Regions from separate parts of the Mus musculus genome. Here regions 1 and 3 are each linked to region 2. The links are chromatin contacts, found by POLR2A ChIA-PET in ENCODE. All regions are on one chromosome and are shown on one strand. The core of a region is the stretch at or near the end of the contact, and the rest is flanking DNA. Distances in the headings are between cores, read along the strand shown.

Region 1 (2,837 bases), core at 245-2,744, 86 kb after region 2:
CTGTGTTCGGCTTGAAACTAGATGTGTAGACTAGGGTGACCTTGAACTACTCACAAAGATCTTCCTGCCTCTGCCTCTGCCTCTCGAGCACTGGGATTAAAGATGTGTGCCACCATACTTGGCTCTGGAACTGATTTTTTTTTTTAAAAGACTTGTTTGTATTTTAAGTTATGTGTGCACGTGTGTGAGTGCAGTTTACCACTGGGGTTCAGAAGAGGGCATCGATCCCCTGGAACTAGAAGTACAAGCCATTGTGAGGTGCCCAGGTACATGCTGGGACCACACTCAGGTCCTCCGCCAGAGCAGAAACTATGGGAGCAGCAGCTGGGTTCACTGTCATCTAAGATTCACGAGGTGGAGGCCGGAGGGGCCCCAGCTCAAGGTCAGCCCTCTCCCATCAACCAAGAAATAAAAATTAAAAATTGGGATTAAAGGTCCTGGAGAGATGGCTTAGTGGTTAAAAACACTTAACCTGGTCTTATTAGAGGACCAGGGTTCAGTTCCCAGCATGCACGTGGCAGCTCACAACCATTTGTAGCTTCAGTCCCAGGTGATCCATCACCCCATCACCCCTCTGTGGCACATAAATAGGTAAACTGTGCATACACATGAAATAAAAGCAAATCTTACAAATGTTGGGGTTGGAGCTTACACCTAGGAGTTAACAGCTCTCCCAAGCATGCCGGGCCCAGGCACTGGACTTATGTGGATTACAGTCATTATTATAAAACCTTTTCATTGTTCCAAAGCAAACCCCATTTTTATTGAACAGTGGTTTCCCATCTCTTTACTACAGTTTTTGTTTTGTGTCTGGGATCTGCCTGTTCTGGGCACTTTTGGAGGGTGGTAGGAGTGATGGTATCTTTCTGTGTTGCCTAGGCTGGCCTTGAACTCCTGGGCTCAAGTGATTCCCCCTGCCTCAGCCTCCTGGGTAGTTAGCATTAGCCAGCTTGTACCTGGCTGGATTTCATATGTATTCTGTCTGACATCTTTGTAGCATGTGGCAGTCCATCCCCCTTTTTATGGCTGAGTGATATCTGCTATGCAGATAGACCAGAGTTTATCTGTTTGTTCACTGGTTGACTTGTCCTGGTTGTCTGTGGCTTTCAGCAAATGAGCTGCAGGGGGGCTGGGGGGGGGGACGGGGACGGGGACGGGAACGGGACTGTGGCAGGAGGTTCAGAAGTGTGACAGGCAATGGGGACAAGCTGGACAGACTGTGCTGGCCTCCAGCCAGTCTGTGTTTCCCTTCACATCCATCTGCATGGAGCCTGGGTCCTGAGAGTGTGGAATGAGTCTCCTGTTTGGCCTCCCAGGGAGTCTCAGAGGGAGCTGGACTCTGTGGTCAGGAGGCACCAAGCTGGATCACTTCTTAGCCTCTAGAAACAGGAGTCTGTGGGGCAGGCGTGGTGGGAGCCGAGGGCTGCACCCAGCTTCTGGGCTTCGTGACTCTGCTCACATTTGCTTGGAAAGCCTCACATGGGCTCTGAGCCAGCCGCCTGGGGCAGAGCCGTCCAAGTGTGACGGGTGGAGGCAGCTGTGGAGCCCACAAGGAGGTAGCCCCAGGCCTAGCTGGCGGGTCTACCCCGATTTCCTTCCAGCCTCTGGAAAGTGGCTTGCTGGCTCTTAGCCTCAGTTTCCACATCTACAAAATTGAGCTGATCGGCCAGCCTTGCCAGCACCTGTGGGATCTGTGAGGCTTGGGAGGACACAGTGTTCCTTCCCTTACCACCATAGTGAGGGAGATACTTGGAGGCCGCCTTGGATACCCAGGCTCCCTTTAAAGGGAGGCTGAGTGCAGGCTGCAGAGCTGAACTTCTTGTCCTGTGTTGGGCAGAGATGCTGCAGATTAGTTCTTTTGGGGTGGCCAAGCCAAAACTAAAGGCCCCACCTGGCTGAGAGGGGACTTGGGCCATTGTGTAAGTGTCCTGTCTAAGTCATATAGGATTTGTGTGGCAGATATAGTGCTTTTGCTAGCGTAGTAGGTGTCCTTTGGTCCCTGCACTCAGCCCCAAGGGATCGTTCGTTATGTAGCTCTAGCCTTGGGCTTCCGGCGCGTCCTTGGCTGCTCCTGTGGGAATGGTTGACAGCTCAGTGACTTCCAGTGAGCACTGCCTCCTGCAGAATGGTTGGCAGCTCACTGACTTGCAGTGAGCACTGCTTGATCAGGAGGACCCTGGTCCACTGTGGTAACCTTGATTTCCAGTGGAACCTGCTGTGCCCCGAGGGGCCCTCAGCATCTCCTGTTTTCTGCTCCTCAAGCCTGGGGTCTCTTGGCCATGGACCCTTTGGAAGGTTTTTATGGTGACATGTGCCCTTTTAGGGGTAGAAGGCTGCCCTTTCTGGGTGTTTTCCTAGTTGTCTTGTGAGATGACAAGTTCTGGGGGCATCTACTTTCAGCTTGCCAGGGTGCCGTTTACCTTGTGGCTAAACTGAGGCATGGTTTTGTCAAGGAAGGGGACTCAGCCTCTCTGGGAGTCTTGGGGGGTCTCCAGGCTCCTCCAGAATTGGGCAGTGGCTCCTCTCCTAGAAAGGAGCCCATGAGGCATTGCATGCCTTGGGTGTCAGTGCAGGTGTCTAGGACGGCTAAGGGACCCGCACCCCATCACGGCTTTCTGCCTTCATATGGAGCCCTGGAGTGTCCTCCTCTTGTGCCTCTGTTTTCATAAAGGTAAACGTGAGCGGGCCCATTCTCTGAGGTCCTTCCAAGCCTAGCCAAGTTTTTACCTGCTCCTCTTGCCTGGCTCTGTTGCTTCCAATCTGTCCCTTGCGAGTGTAGTTGGCACCACACTGGCCTCAAAAGTGTTCTCTCAGGTTCTTTGCAGCCCTTCCAGTAT
Region 2 (2,931 bases), core at 25-2,524:
CATCAGAAAGTTCAAGATGAACTTCACGTCTCCTCCTCTCCTTCTTGCACTCTGGCTGAACGAGCGGATGACAGATCGAGTGACGCCAGTGCCACTGCGTGGGGCCCGAGCGACTGCCCCCCACCCCCACCCCACCCCCGCGCGCGACAGTCTGAGCCTGGAGCAACAGGAAACGAGGCTCGGGCCAAAACAAAAACAACCGAAAGTTCGGCGAGCCGGCGCGAGCAGATTGGGCGAGACGCTTGCCGGCCGCCCATTGGAGAAGAGGAAAAACACAGTCCCCCAATCCCGAGCGGCCGAGCAGCTCCCCTCGTGCGGCCGCGACCCGGCCCTCGCCGACCGCTACCGCTCCCTTCCGGCCGCCGCCAACACTGCAGGCCGTGCTCGCTCGCCCGGCCGCCCCGGCCCCGCAGCCCCGCCCCGCGGCCCGGTTCCTGCACGCACGCACGCACGCACGTACGTCCTCCGCGGCTCACCGCCAGCACTGCCGGTCTTCCAGCACCGGGCCCGTCCAAGAGCTCCGCCACCGAGCTCCCGAAGCGCCCGGCTACACTTTTTGGTCCCTCCAGAAAAATTAATCACCAAAAAATATTTCCTCAGAAAAAAAAATTGGAGAGTAAAATCCAATATGGCGGCACGGACGTAGCACCGCCCGCTGCCTCCGCTGACGGAAGGGGGGGGGAAATAAAGGAGTCCGCGTCCGCCGAGGGGCCCCCCCAACCCTGCCGCCACGGCCACCACCGCGGCCCGCGCCAAGCCCCTGTCCCCGAGCCCTGGCTCGCAGCGCCGGGCCACCCCCGCCTCACAGTCCTCGGGCCTCACCTCCACCTCGCGCGCAGTCGCGGGATCTGAGAGGCATCCGCCGACTTCGGGGCTTCGCGTCCTGCGTTCTCGCGCAGCGCCGGGTGCCGCCTCCGGTCCCCGGGCGTCCTCACCTCATAGCCCCCGAGCCTCGCTGCCGCGCCGCAGACGCGTCGCCGCCCCCGGTGAGCCACCCGGACACCGCCCGGGCTCGGTGGAAGGACACGAAAAGGAGTCCACGACTGACGGCGGAGGGACACCACGCCGACACCGAGCGTGCGCGCACCTTTGCTCCGCGCTAGTGGCCGCGATGGCTTCGACGGAATTCTGCGGGAAGAGGCTGAGAGACACCAGAGAGAATGAAGTTCCCTGCCGCGGCACCCGACAGCGGAGGCACAAGAGTAAATCCCCCCCACCACCACCACCAAAGAAACCACGTCGTTGCCGTCGCTGAGCCTCGAGGCGGAGGGATCGCAGCGAGAGTCGTTCGAAGATCCCTCCGCCCGGCTGCCCTTTAAATCTCGGTGGAGGCGGCGTCGCCGCGCGCCCGGTGGGCGCCACCTAGTACCCCGGCCGCTTGCTGCCCCGCGGGGTTGGCCCCCGCCCCCGTCTCGTGCGCACCTGCACCTACCAGGGACAGCTCCCGAGCTGCGATTTCAGGGGGCAACTGCGAGGCGCACGGCGCTCCGGGCCCGCTGTGCCTCCGGGGTGCACTGAGGGGAGGCGGCCGGGAATGGCGAGTTTCTTTGTTGTGGGGATGGGTGTCGTTGGAAGCAGAAACACCCTTCAAGACCATGTGGGCCACCTGAACGGTACCACGCGGGAGGCGGGGAGGGAGCGTGCTTTGGGTCCCCCGTGCTGACACCGGCCGCTCCTTGAGCACCTACTGAGTGACAACCTTTCCACGACGCAGCCACTCCTCGCCCTCTTCGGGCTCAACCGGCGCAAGAAAGGCGGTTTGGTCCTCCGGGAGCTTGGGGCGGAAGATCCGGAGTGGCTTGCACCCACGCCTGGGGTATGGTGAAGCCCCACCCCTTGGATCTTGCAGTTGGATAAGGGGTGCCTCACAACAATAACGAGGGTCACATCCTTGTCCCTAACCAGACGTCGTTCCCAACGATCTGGTGTGTCCCTTTATTTGTCCCTCAGGGTAATCCCCAGAGGTCGAGAGTATTGTGGGTTCCAGTTTACACACAGGGAAATTGAGGCATGGACTAGTTGGGTGACTTTTCAACTACTCAGGGCTGGAGCCAGAGCCTCTTATACACTATTCTATGAAAAACGCAGGCTTTAAAGTGAAGCAGGTGGTTGGGACCTGAAGGAGGTGTTTGAGGTTGTCACGTATTGAAGCAAACACCTGAGTGAGGTGGAGGGTGTTATGGAAAGGTACGAAAATGTCCAGGCAATGGAAAGAAAGAATGCAACTCCAGCGACACATGAGACAGGGAGAACAGCTGAGGCCATTGCAGGAGGGCCCCAGCCTGCCTCGGTTCCCTGCAAACACCACTACCACACTGAACACTCACATACCTTAGCATAGTAGGCATTTTCTAGAGGATGGCTCAGCAGAGTCAAGCAAATACCAACTTAGCTCCCATTGCCCTTGCCTCTTTGATCTTGAGTACTTGACGACGCTTGTTATCCCCTTCCATAGATGGGAAACAGAGGCACAGAAACCTGCTAAGGACACATAGCTGGGAAGGTATATTTCTTCAAAACCAGAATTCCTGTGCTGACCTCAGCTGTGTGACCTGTATCCTCAGTCTACAGACCATCTTGGGAGTGGGCAGTGGGCATAGGAGACCAGTCACAGGAGATACAGGGCTTGACACTTCAGGTCGACTTCCTGCCCTTTCCAGTCACCTGTTGCATCGGATCTATCCTGCTGTATTCCCTTTTTGTAGACACAGCTAACAATTCCTTTGATCTTAGTTTTGTTGTGTTTTTCTAGTTTCTTAATACCGCTACCCCACAAGACTTCTATAGGACTTGGCTCCAAATATGTGCCAGAGACACTAAAGTTGCTTCTGCCACGTTTGATACCAAATGCCAAAGAGCTGAACATACACGGGACACCAGATGGTGTCCCTCCAGTGGGCACCAATGGTCCTAGACTGACTTTCAGAGGTA
Region 3 (2,949 bases), core at 47-2,546, 65 kb before region 2:
GCTTCCCTGTCTGTGTTTCTTGGCTGTAAACAGAGGCAGGCCCAGAAGGCTGCTTGCGTTTGGATGATGCTGGGTTGGAGGCTGTGAAATTCCCAGGAGCAGGGCATCTTTGTGTTGAGAGGTGGCCCAGCAGAGGACACTGCATCCCACATCCTCCGGCAGCGCTTTCTCAGGCCCCAGGGCTGTGACAGTGGCAGGGTGAATCAAGACGGTTATTATACCCAGGGCCCAACACGGAGCAAACTGCTGGTCTCTCCTTTCAGCCTCTCCTCTTCTGGGATTCAGTGGTTTAGAACGGGTCCTGGGTACAGTCCTTTCCTCAGTATGGCTTTCTGGGCGACTGCCTCCCTAGGACAGAGGGACAATGACAAGTGCAGGGCTCTTAACTGTGTAGCTCTAAGACTTTAACTTCAGGTCTTTCTGAGCCCTGCCAGGATATGATGCTGAGACACTGGGGTAGCTGGGCTGGCTGGAGGTTTCTATCTCTAGTGAAGGTACCTGAACGTATGTATACCAACCCACATAGGCTTCCCAGGGCCAAGTCCTAGCCAGGTCCAAAGGACTCTGGGTATCTTGTGATATCACAACTGAGTGGAAGGAGGTGAGTGCATTTGAGAGACATGAAGTGTGGGAGCGGGGATGGCTCAGAAATGATACTGTGAGAGGGTCCAAGTCAGAGAAAAGCAGGTAAGAAGCGGGTTTTGATCACACCTCAGCGCTGTGAGCTACACCTACCTGCACCTGCACCACTTCAGACCCCAACCCACCAGGGCCCCTCATAGCTCCTTGGACCTCAGGTCTTCCCAAGGCCTGTGAAGTAGACCCTGTGGTCTGAGTGACACTGGTCAGGTTTCTTCTAGAAACAGAGATGAGGAACCCACGAGAGACTTGTGTGGGCTTTGAGGCACATGTTCTATAAGGCAAGAACTGACTCAGGTCTCTGTTACCACACTTAGACCCAGCTGCAGCTCCAGGGTCTAGAGGGAGTTGAATATTAACTCTTCTGGTGGGTGGCCCCAGGTAAGCAAACATAGCTGTCACATGTCAACAGCGGCTTCCTCCTGCTGACCTGGCCACTTGCCTGGCACTGTCTGCCACGCTGGCATAGAGTGGGTGGCTCAGGCTGCCAGATAGGAAGGGGAAAGGACCGCCTGGATCCAAGCCACCTGCCTGGCCCACTCAGCCTCAGCACTCTAATGACTGTGGGCAGATAGAATCTATGGGCTGGACGGGCTTCTGCATTCAGCTCTAAAGAGGCCTCCTGAGTCACTTCCTCCCTGGGTCAGGCAGGGGCAGGACCAGGCTCCCATGGCTGGTGGCCCTGGGGCTGGGGCTGGGACAGATTGTGTGAAACCAGAGAATAGATTTAGGAATTAGGTCACAGGAGGCTCTGTGACCTCCCAGCTTATCTGGCCACAAAAAGCCACACATCTTTCTGCTGTGTACACTCTTTTTTTTTTCTTTGTTTGGTGTACTGGGCTTATTTATTTTCTAAATATTATCACTTCTTGGCCTTTTGGCTAAGACCAAGTGTATTTTATTTATTTATTTATTTATTTATTTATTTATTTATTTATTTTTTAAAGATTTATTTATTTATTATATGTAAGTACACTATGTAGTTGTCTTCAGACACTCCAGAAGAGGGAGTCAGATCTCGTGATCGGATGGTTGTGAGCCACCATGTGGTTGCTGGGATTTGAACTCCTGACCTTCGGAAGAGCAGTCGGGTGCTCTTACCCACTGAGCCATCTCACCAGCCCTTATTTATTTATTTATTTATTTATTTATTTATTTATTATACATAAGTACACTGTAGCTGTCTTCAGACGCACCAGAAGAGGACATCAGATCTCATTACGGATGGTTGAACTTCGGACCTTCAGAAGAGCAGTCGGGTGCTCTTACCCACTGAGCCATCTCAACAGCCCCCCCAAGTGTATTTTTAAATATTGTTTACTTATTCATTAAAGTTTTCTTTGTTTTTATTTTATGTGAATGGATGTTTTGCCTGCATGTAAGTATGTATGCACACTACATGCGTGCAGTGACTGAAAGGCCAAGGGAGAGCATTGGATCTGCTGGAGCTGAAGTAATAGGTGGTTGATGATGCCCATGTTGGTGCTGGGACTTGAACTCTGGTCCTCGCCTTTCCCTTCACAGTCTCCTGAGGGCCCCGAGCTGGGCTCTGCCTGCTGACTTTCTCTCCTAGATAGCCTGTCTATCCTTATCTCCAGGACTTTGCACACATCCCCTGCATCCCTGCCCTGGGCAGCTGGTGTTCCAGGGGTTAGCAGATAAAGAAGAGTCCCACCTCTAAGGGCCGCAGCAGCCGTACCCTCCCAGGAGATGCCAAGGGCACCCAGTGTGGCTCCCCCACTTTTCAGGCTTCTTTCTCAGTTGTATTTGATTGACGGCTGGGTCACTCACCCTGCTTTATCTGTTCGCTGACCTTTGGACAAGCTGCCCGTGGCCCCATTGAGCCCGTGCAAGACAAGTAGAAAACAATGAGTGTTTCTTAAAAGTTGTTTTTATGGGCTGGTGAGATGGCTCAGTGGGTAAGAGCACCCGACTGCTCTTCCAAAGGTCCAGAGTTCAAATCCCAGCAACCACATGGTGGCTCACAACCATCTGTAACAAGATCTGACGCCCTCTTCTGGAGTGTCTGAGGACAGCTACAGTGTACTTACATATAATAAATAAATAAATCTTAAAAAAAAAAAAAAGTTGTTTTTATTTTGAAATTCACTTACAAAATAGCTCATTCCCATGTGTCTCTGTCACCTTTTTATTGAATCCCTGGTATCAAGAATGTTACCTCACAGACCCTTGCCTTCTTTCCCTACCTTACACTTCTCCCAGTTTCACCTTTATTATGGGTGGTCGGGGTCTGGACAGGATGACCCTAGGTTCTTTTTATTTTTCTTTCTTTTTTTCTTTCCATTTAAA

Evidence for each region. ChIA-PET counts read pairs that join two places held with the same protein, here RNA polymerase II (POLR2A).
Region 1: POLR2A ChIA-PET joins it to region 2 with 10 read pairs in Patski. The contact joins the enhancer-like site here to the promoter of Kmt5b in region 2. POLR2A ChIA-PET finds 5 or more read pairs at or near these places in 2 of 5 experiments (Patski and embryonic stem cell).
Region 3: POLR2A ChIA-PET joins it to region 2 with 17 read pairs in Patski. The contact joins the enhancer-like site here to the promoter of Kmt5b in region 2. POLR2A ChIA-PET finds 5 or more read pairs at or near these places in 3 of 5 experiments (Patski and embryonic stem cell).

The regions. Positions count from the first base shown.
Region 1 is chr19:3,680,138-3,682,974 of GRCm38, reverse strand. All of the region lies in intron 1 of Lrp5 (low density lipoprotein receptor-related protein 5), which reads left to right. Among named protein-coding and RNA genes, the nearest start is that of Gm36672, 5.0 kb to the left of the region's middle. Within about 2 kb of position 1,494, at least 1 of the 3 ENCODE cell types and tissues checked has a DNase peak (open chromatin) inside an H3K27ac peak, as active enhancers do.
Region 2 is chr19:3,766,232-3,769,162 of GRCm38, reverse strand. It overlaps Kmt5b (lysine methyltransferase 5B), which reads right to left and starts at 1,274. Exons shown (of 11, transcript NM_001379678.1): 1 at 823-1,274.
Region 3 is chr19:3,831,343-3,834,291 of GRCm38, reverse strand. No RefSeq gene overlaps it. Among named protein-coding and RNA genes, the nearest start is that of Gm51271, 18 kb to the left of the region's middle. Within about 2 kb of position 1,296, at least 1 of the 3 ENCODE cell types and tissues checked has a DNase peak (open chromatin) inside an H3K27ac peak, as active enhancers do.